Regions from separate parts of the Homo sapiens genome. Here regions 2 and 3 are each linked to region 1. A link is a contact called in ENCODE Hi-C or POLR2A ChIA-PET data. All regions are on one chromosome and are shown on one strand. The core of a region is the stretch at or near the end of the contact, and the rest is flanking DNA. Distances in the headings are between cores, read along the strand shown. Region 1 holds the start of CCDC32 (coiled-coil domain containing 32). Region 2 holds the start of CHP1 (calcineurin like EF-hand protein 1). Region 3 holds the start of SRP14-DT (SRP14 divergent transcript).

The links. A loop is a pair of places that touch in the nucleus more often than their neighbours do. ChIA-PET counts read pairs that join two places held with the same protein, here RNA polymerase II (POLR2A). Pooled maps may share reads with other maps.
Region 2: a loop to region 1 is called in a map of ascending aorta, with 5 times the contacts of the local background. The contact joins the promoter of CHP1 here to the promoter of CCDC32 in region 1. A Hi-C loop is called at or near these places in 2 of 168 maps with a recorded cell type or tissue (ascending aorta and naive thymus-derived CD4-positive, alpha-beta T cell), 1 of 37 single-sample maps with no recorded cell type and 15 of 50 pooled maps. POLR2A ChIA-PET finds 5 or more read pairs at or near these places in 2 of 52 experiments (CD4-positive, alpha-beta T cell and activated naive CD8-positive, alpha-beta T cell).
Region 3: a pooled map shows a loop between it and region 1 (7-fold over the local background). The contact joins the promoter of SRP14-DT here to the promoter of CCDC32 in region 1. A Hi-C loop is called at or near these places in 1 of 37 single-sample maps with no recorded cell type and 11 of 50 pooled maps. POLR2A ChIA-PET finds 5 or more read pairs at or near these places in 1 of 52 experiments (activated CD8-positive, alpha-beta T cell).

The regions. Positions count from the first base shown.
Region 1 is chr15:40,563,677-40,566,466 of GRCh38, reverse strand. It overlaps CCDC32 (coiled-coil domain containing 32), which reads left to right and starts at 1,425. Exons shown (of 4, transcript NM_001080792.4): 1 at 1,425-1,491. RefSeq lists enhancers at 203-497, 977-1,026.
Region 2 is chr15:41,229,937-41,232,726 of GRCh38, reverse strand. It overlaps CHP1 (calcineurin like EF-hand protein 1), which reads right to left and starts at 1,459. Exons shown (of 7, transcript NM_007236.5): 1 at 1,278-1,459. The coding sequence starts at 1,344. EXD1 (exonuclease 3'-5' domain containing 1) reads left to right here and starts at 1,970. Exons shown (of 12, transcript NM_001286441.2): 1 at 1,970-2,248. RefSeq lists enhancers at 1,616-1,675, 1,696-1,765 and a silencer at 1,886-1,945.
Region 3 is chr15:40,038,061-40,040,850 of GRCh38, reverse strand. SRP14-DT (SRP14 divergent transcript) reads right to left here and starts at 1,540. Exons shown (of 3, transcript NR_040060.1): 1 at 1,403-1,540. SRP14 (signal recognition particle 14) reads left to right here and starts at 1,670. Exons shown (of 5, transcript NM_003134.6): 1 at 1,670-1,758; 2 at 1,903-1,975; 3 at 2,457-2,569. The coding sequence starts at 1,735. LOC124903471 (a long non-coding RNA gene) reads right to left here. Exons shown (of 2, transcript XR_007064596.1): 2 at 2,442-2,790. RefSeq lists a silencer at 1,467-1,676 and enhancers at 762-1,706, 1,757-1,936, 1,957-2,006, 1,707-2,652.

The DNA of each region.
Region 1 (2,790 bases), core at 176-2,675:
ATCTCAGGTGATCCACACCCCCTCAGCCTCCCAAAATTCTGGGATTACAGGCATGAGCCACCAAGCCCGGCCAGGAACTGAATTTTAAATTGTATTTTAGCTGGGCGCAGTGGCTCACATCTGTAATCCTAAAACTATGTTGTTTTTGTTGTTGTTGTTTTCTTTTTCTTTCTTTCTTTTTTTTTTTGAGACGGAGTCTTGCTCTGTCACCCAGGCTGGAGTGAGAACTATTTCCTCAGCCAAGTTACTTGGCTACTGATGGTTGGCTGATGTCTTTCATCACGTGTTTCTTGGGAGAGAGTAACTGGTGTTGATCCTGGAAGCTGGGGATGGGGAGGGGTCGATCTCAATGAACAAGCTGGTATCTATCCCCTGAAGGATATCAAAGGTCATCTCCTTTAACAACTACAACAACAAAGCATTCTGACACACACTTCTTATGACCACTCTCTCCTTTATGTACTCTGGCCACACTTCCATCATATACTCTATAATCCTCAACGCCCCCCTCCTTTTTTTTTTTTGAGACAGTCTTGCTCTGTTGCCCAGGTTGGAATGCAGTGGTGCGATCTTGTCTCACTGCAACCTCTGCCTTCCCGGTTCAAGCGATTCTCCTGCCTGAGCCTCCCGAATAGCTAGGATTCCAGGCATGTGCCACCATGCTCAGCTAATTTTTGTACTTTTAGTAGAGACAGAGTTTCACCATGTTTCACCCAGGCTGGTCTCGAACTCCTGACCTCAGGTGATCCACCTGCCTCGGCCTCCTAGAGTACTGGGATTACAGGCGTGAGTCACCGCGCCCGGCTGTCTATCACTGTTTACTGTTATTTGTAAACTTTTATGCCTCCATGGCGGACCCCCTTCCTACACTACTAAGCTGTAAGGATCTCCAGGACTTATATCAAGTCATATGTGTCTTAACTTCACGCTTAACACAATGCTTAGAACACAGCAGGTGCTTGGTATCTATTGACTAAATGAATGAAGGAAAGCTTCATAATTTGATGAATGAGACACGAGTCTCCTGGGAGAGTAAGGAAAGAAGCCGCCGAAGTGCTCTAATTTGGGTAACGAAGGGGTGAAATTTTTAGAAGACAAACACCGACAGAGAAAGTTGTGGAGGAGGTGAACTGGCTCCGGCGACTAGGAAAAGTCAAAAGTCTTGGAAACGACTTCCCTATCCAAGCAGGGACTGGAACCCTGGATCTGCAAGGAATCAACCTGGCCCTCGGGAGGGGAGGGGCAATGCTCAGGGCACGTGACTCCACCGTTTCCCGGCAACCAGAGCCCCGTCCACCGCTCGCCTCTTGCTGCTCCTCACTTCTTCACCACGCTGAGCTCCTCTCGACCAATCGACGCACAGAACATCGTCGGGTGGGAAGGTAGTTGGAGGACTCCTGGGCTCCGTCACTAGGGGACTCCGCCCCTCCCGATTTCCTCCGGGCTACAGGCGACAGAGCTGAGCCAAGCGTTTACTGGGCAGCTGTTACGGTAAGTGAGGAGGGGCTGGGGTGCCCAGCGTTTTGGATCTCCCACTCTGGCCCGGCCCCGGAATACCACATAGAGGCCTTGGGACCTGATTCATCCCGTCCAGACAGCCCTAGAGACCTGAGCGACTGAGGCCTGGGATCTGGACGCCGGAATTTCCTGCGTGGTTCTGGACGCCCTGCCCTGGGGTAAGGGGCCATGCGGGGCTCTGGTGTGAGCAAAGTTTTGGTTTTGGGTGGCTTTAGACGAATTCGGGTTGGGGGTTCACTGTAGCGCTAGACATCAGTTCACCCAGGACCGCCGTGTCATAGCTGTCCCTTTTACTTCCGGCCTTTACGCTGGCTGGGCTCTGTCTCCTGGCATTATTCAGACCTTGCCTCAGGCAGCCTTCCTGATTTCTAAGTCTCCTCTTGAAAGAAGGTGTCAGCCTGTCTCATATGCCTAGATAGTTATAAAAGCCTCCAGGCTCTTTGCGTAGCTTTTCCTACCTGCCCGTGCTTGGGCTGCTTTCGTTATATTTTCCAAACAAGCAGGATGGTATTTGATAAAAACATGGATTCTGGAGCAGCACAGATCTGGTTTTCCTGTCAAGGATTCCCCACATATCAGTAATGTGCCCTAGAGCAAGTTACCCTTCTGAACTTGTTTTTTCATCTGTAAAATGGTGAAAATACCTACCTTTCAGTGATTGTATTAAAATAAGAGCATGAGACATACGGCTGAACTGCATGCGCTGAGCACACAGCCCTTGCATTGTAACAGTACTCTCTGACAGACACTTTTTACCAAGCAGGATCTTCATGTATATGGAACTGTGGAAAGACCTTTAGTCTGTGTTCTGTTGAAAACAGAATTTAGGGGCCGGGCGCGGTGGCTCACGCCTGTAATCCCAGCACTTTGGGAGGCCGAGGCGGGCGGATCACAAGATCAGGAGATCGAGACCACCCTGGCTAAACGGTGAAACCCCGTCTTTACTAAAAAATGCAAAAAATTAGCCGGGCGTGGTGGCGAGTGCCTGTAGTCCCAGCTATTTGGGAGGCTGAGGCAGGAGAATGGCGTGAACCCGGGAGGCGGAGGTTGCAGTGAGCCAAGTTAGCGCCACTGCACTCCAGCCTGGGCGACAGAGCGAGACTCTGTCTCAAAAAAAAAAAAGAAAGAAAGAAAGAAAAAAAAACAGAATTTAATTGACTGGAGATAGAACTGTTGCATTTTGGAGATCTTTGGAGAAAAGTGCAGGCTGGTTGTCCAACCTGGAAATGCCCTACAGATTTGTGTGTGTGTGTGTGTGTGTGTGTGTGTGTT
Region 2 (2,790 bases), core at 210-2,709, 670 kb before region 1:
AGGTGCTACATCCTTCATTAACTCAATAAGAATCATAAAGGTTTACTGAAAAGATAAAATATTGTATGCATCAATACAATTGTATCATACATTGCATTATCAAGGACTATTCAAAGTTATGATGGTATTTTACAGCGCTTCAGAATCCCGAGTCCTTTTGCTCCTTTGTTCAGACTAATGAGGAAGAGACTGGACTATAAAAAAAAAAATCAGTTCTGCAGGGCACGGTGGCTCACACCTGTAATCCCAGCACTTTGGGAGGCCGAGGTGGGTGGATCACTTGAGGTCAGGAGTTCGAGGCCAGCCGGGCCAACATAGTGAAACCCCATCTCTACCAAAAATACAAAAATTAGCCAAGCGTGGTGGCAGGCACCTGTACTCCCAGCTACCTGGGAGGCTGAGGCAGGAGAACTGCTTGAACCTGGGAGGCGGAAGTTGCAGTGTGCCGAGATCACGCCACTGCACTCCAGCCTGGTTGACAGAGGGAGACTCCGTTTCAAAAAAAAAAAAAAAAAAAATCAGTTCCTAGTACAAATTCACACGGAGATTTTTGGAGCACATCCAATTTCAATAGCGAATAAAAAAGTACACCAGCATAGTAGAAATCAATACATATATGAGATTAGGACAGCAAGTATCGTCGTGTAAGTAAAAAACTGGTGGTCACAGTATCCGTGTTTTTTCTCTAGAAGTTCAGATTGAAAGAAGTCTCACAATCCCAGACCCCTGATTGTTTAAAGGTCTCCAGGCATCGGGTCATGTCTCCCAAAGCCTTACTACACGGTCTTGCTTTCTGGGTGGTTTTCCCAATTTGTGACAAGAACTTGTTTGTAATTTCCCATAGTTGTCAGAGGTTTTAGGTCCTTACCCAGAAACGGATTTTCTACAGAATCCATCTCGAGTTCCTGAATTTGCTTCTCGGGCTTTACCTACTGTTCAGGATGCCTCTTCATAGGGAAGGGTGGTGCGAGGCAACAGAAAGGAAAGGAGTTCGGGGACTTTGATGGGCAGGGTGCAGAAAAGGGGGGCGTCGACGCTCTACGAGTGATCAAGAGTCCCGATTTTGAAGGGAAGGACAGCCCCACAGTAGCTAGAGCCCCGCTCCAGGAAGCTGCAGCTGGAAGAACAGGTCTTCCAGCTCTCGGTCCCCAAACCTGGAGGCTGCCCAGGACCCCCCAACCTCACAGGCACCCGAGCTCCAGACCTTAGCGACAGCCGCCCTTGGTTGTGAGGCCAGCCTGAGGCGCCCGGCGTTCCCACCCCCAACCCGAACTCACAGCCGGTCTCCTTCTTGATCTCCTCGAGCTCTTCGTCCCGCAGTAACGTGGAGGCCCGAGAACCCATCGCCGTGCCGGGAGCTCCTCCGGGAGCAGCGGCGCCAGAAGAGACGGCGACAGGAGGGAAGGAGGGAGGGAAGGAAGGGCTAGGGGTCAAGAAGGGAGAGGGCAGTGTTTCCACTGCGGACCCGGGAGGGAACCCAGGGGTGGTGCGCTGGGGAGGGCGGCCCCGAGGACCCGCCAATCAGGCGCGAGGCAGCGCCCGGCTCAGGAGCCAACGTCAGCGTTCGAGTTCCAGCCCCGAATGAATCAGCCCAGCTCCAGCCCAAGTCCTGCTGAAGACGGACCCCGCCCCCGGAACCGCAGCTGCCACCGGCCTTAAAGGGGCGATGCCACTCGGTCGCTAACGACGCAATTAAAAGGGCAACGTCATTGACCAACAGTTTTACAACAAACTAACCTGCGACAGGCAGCGTAGTCTACCTTTTCTCACAGGAATCGAACACTAGGAATCCTACTCGATAGGTGGCACGGATTGCGGAGAGAAACTTCGCGTGGGGGGGAACCCTAGGGTGTACCCTTCGGGGACTGCACGCGCTCTTCATCTTTCCTGGCTGCCGTCCTCCTCCCGGCCGCAGGGGGCGCTGGGGAGCCGGCCTCGGGGCCGCGTGCTGATTGGCTCCTCGGGAAACAGACGAGACTGGACGTTGGGCCGGGCGGGCGTCGCCTCTGCGGCGTGTGTCCCCGGCGTCGCGGACCTTTCTCCAGGTTTTCAGCCTGTGATTTGATAACCGCCGCCGGGTGGCGTGGAGCGTCCCGAGACTTCTTCCTTCATTGCAGCCCCTCTTCTTTTAGTTCTAGACTGAAGTTCGAGGAACGCACCACTTGGCTGAAATTAGGATCCAGATTTCCCAAACTTCCTTCGGAGGAAAAAGCCCTAACGATGGAGGACAGTGAATTCCTAGCTTATGGTCCGCCATTTATTTGAAGTTCCTTATTTTGTCTTAAAAATGAGAAATTTTGCATTTTATTCTCATGGTGTATTGTTTGTTTTGATTAAAAAGGTAGGCCTGGCACGGTGGCTCACGCCTGTAATCCCAGCACTTTGGGAGGCCGAGGTGGGCAGAACACCTGAGGTCGTGAGTTCGAGACCAGCCTGACCAATATGGAGAAACCCCATCTCTAATAAAAATACAAAATTATCCGGGTGTGGTGCCGCGTGCCTGTAATCCCAGCTACTCGGGAGGCTGAGGCAGGAGAATCGCTTGAACCCGGGAGGCGGAGGTTGCAGTGAGCCGAGATCGCGGCATTGCTCTCCAGCCTGGGTGACAGAGCAAGACTCCGTCTCAAAAAAAAAAAAAAAAAAAGGTAAAAGCCACCCGTTAAATTAGTGCCTACTCTCAGGTGAACCAGTTCTTACTGCTTCACCTGCCTTACCCCTTCACACCTGTTTGGTTAGAACACGTATAAGATAAGGAAGAACCGAATTCTGACTGCTGTTAGTACCCAAGTA
Region 3 (2,790 bases), core at 291-2,790, 530 kb after region 1:
GGGCAACGGGCGCTGGCCATTTGGAAGAAAATGTGAAATCAGAGAGTGAACATATTTAAGCCATTAAGTTTGAATCTCCTAACTGGGCTCCTCATTTCCTGCCCTGTCTCTCTACAGTGCATTCTCCACAACACAGACAGGGGGATCTTTAAAAAATATAAATCAGATTTTCAGTGTTCTGTTGAAAACTTCCTTAACGAGTCTTCTCTTTGTATCTAGAACAAAATCCAGGCTTACTATGGTCACGGGCCCTACATAATCTGGTCCCCAGCTACCTCTCCATACTCCTTTACTCCTTGCTCCACAAGCCCTCCTCACCCCCACCCGCACCTGCCAGTCTTACAGACACAGGGCAACTTGTTTCCCCTTTGAAGGTTTTGCTCTAGCCGTTCCCTGTGTCTGAAACACTGTGTCCCTAGATCTTTGGATGGCTGGTCCTTTCAGCTTTCAACTCAAAGTTCTCCTTTTCGACGAGAACTCCCCTGACCCCAACCCAGGCAGTCCCCTTCCCACTCTCATTATACAGCCCTGCTTAGGCTGTCTCACGGAATTCATTATCTGAAGCTGTACTACTTACTTGTTTGCTTCATTGTTTATTTCCTCCCTGCCCCTTTAACCCAACTTCCAGGAAACCAGGAACTTAGCTTTTCTTATCCTGCTGCATCCCCAACCTCTACAACCGTGCCTGGCACAGACTGAGAGGCACTCAGCGAAAACCTCTTGTGTGGTGGAATGCTTGACTTTATAGAGGGCCCAGGGTTCAAGTTGGCTAGTGGCAGAGAGGGCTTACAACCTAGTTCTCCTGACTAATCAGAGGTAGAACTAAAGACTGGGCTCCAGCCCCTCATTTTTTTTTTTTTTTTTTTTTTTTTTGAGACGGAGTCTCGCTCTGTCTTCCAGGCTGGAGTGCAGTGGCGCGATCTCAGCTCACTGCAAGCTCTGCCTCCTGGGTTCACGCCATTCTCCTGCCTCAGCCTCCCGAGTAGCTAGGATTACAGGTGCCCGCCACCACGCCCGGCTAACTTTTTTGTATTTTTAGTAGAGACAGCGTTTCACCGTGTTAGCCAGGATGGTCTCAATCTCCTGACCTCGTGATCCACCCGCCTCGGCCTCCCAAAGTGCCGGGATTACAGGCGTGAGCCACCACGCCCGGCCCAGCCCTTCTGGCTAGAGCTGCAGGTCAGCGTTTAGGGAGAGTTTAAAGGATCTCTACAGGAACTTATAATGACAATAATGAAAAGAACAATAGCTGATACCTACTGAACACGCTCTATGTGCCAGGCACTGTTCTACGTATTTAATCTGAGTTTCATTTACGCTTCACGACCACACTGCGCGGTAGATACTATCATTACCCTTACTTTATGGATAAGGAAACTGAGTCACTGAGTTGTTAGGTTACCTGCCCAGCATACAGCTGAATATAAATCGTACGCTGCTATCAAAACTTTCTTTTGCTCTCACTCCGTCACACTGGCTGGGGTGAGACGATTTCTCGCATGTGACGACCCAGGACAGCCCCAGCGCCTCCGGGTCACAGGCCCCCGGACGTCCCAGGGCGCGGGCGCTAGGCGGGCGGGGAGGGGGGAGGGCGCAGGCCGGGATTGGTGGAAGAGAAGAGATTGGTGGAAGACAATGGAAGTCTAGTAGCGGAAGTCCCGCCCAGCCTAGGCCGAACTTCCGGCTCTCACTGCTAGGGGCTTAAGCGGAGGGAGTCGAGCCAGCGTCGCCGCGATGGTGTTGTTGGAGAGCGAGCAGGTATGGCTAGGCCTGGCCGGCCGAGGGAAGGGGGCGGCTCAGGCGTTACTCGAGACCTGTGCCTCCTGCAGGAGGACCAGGGCCTTGACGCGGCAGGACGAGGATTTGGGGCTGGCTAACGGGGCTGGGCCTGTTGTTTTCCAGTTCCTGACGGAGCTGACCAGACTTTTCCAGAAGTGCCGGACGTCGGGCAGCGTCTATATCACCTTGAAGAAGTGTAAGCAGCGGGAGGGGAGCCGGGCGATGCTCCCTGGGTTCCCGGTGTCTGGGAGCCACCGGAGTCTGTCTGCCGCGGACCGCCGCCTTCCTCTACCTTTCCCCACCCTGTACTGAGCACATTCGGGGCTTCGGGCCCGGAAAATAGTAGGGATTGTAGCTGGCTCAGTCCCCAGCACTGAGCCGCCTAGGTTGCTTCTGGTAACAATGGGCCCCAAGCAGCCCAGGGCTCTTTGTCAGGGATCCCAGACGCCGCCACTTTGAGTGGAATTTAACGTGCTTCGATATTACATGTTTCCGTCGTGGAAATAATAGTTTCTCCAGGGTTTCGCCAGACCGTGATAGCAGATGAGGTGTTTAACAAAACTAGAGCAGCGGGGCTGGGTTAGGTCATCACTTACCCCACTCCTCTGTTTTAACTGTTTGTCTGCCGCTCAGCCACGTACGCGGCCGTGTTCACCAGGATGCATTTTTTCCTTCAGATGACGGTCGAACCAAACCCATTCCAAAGAAGGGTACTGTGGAGGGCTTTGAGCCCGCAGACAACAAGTGTCTGTTAAGAGCTACCGATGGGAAGAAGAAGATCAGCACTGTGGTGAGCTTAATTTCTAAGGCTGTCTTTTGAAATGTAAAGACTTGAACTTAACAGAGGATGGGGCGTTTCTGAACCAGGCTTTTATTTGTTTTTCCCTTTTGCCCTGTGTGGCTATTTTTGAGACCAGGACCTTCCTATACTTTAGTAGTGGAAACCTCAAGAATAAAATAAGAAGGTAGAGGTCAGACAGTCGTTAGTTCTGCTAAAGCTCTTGTGGAAAT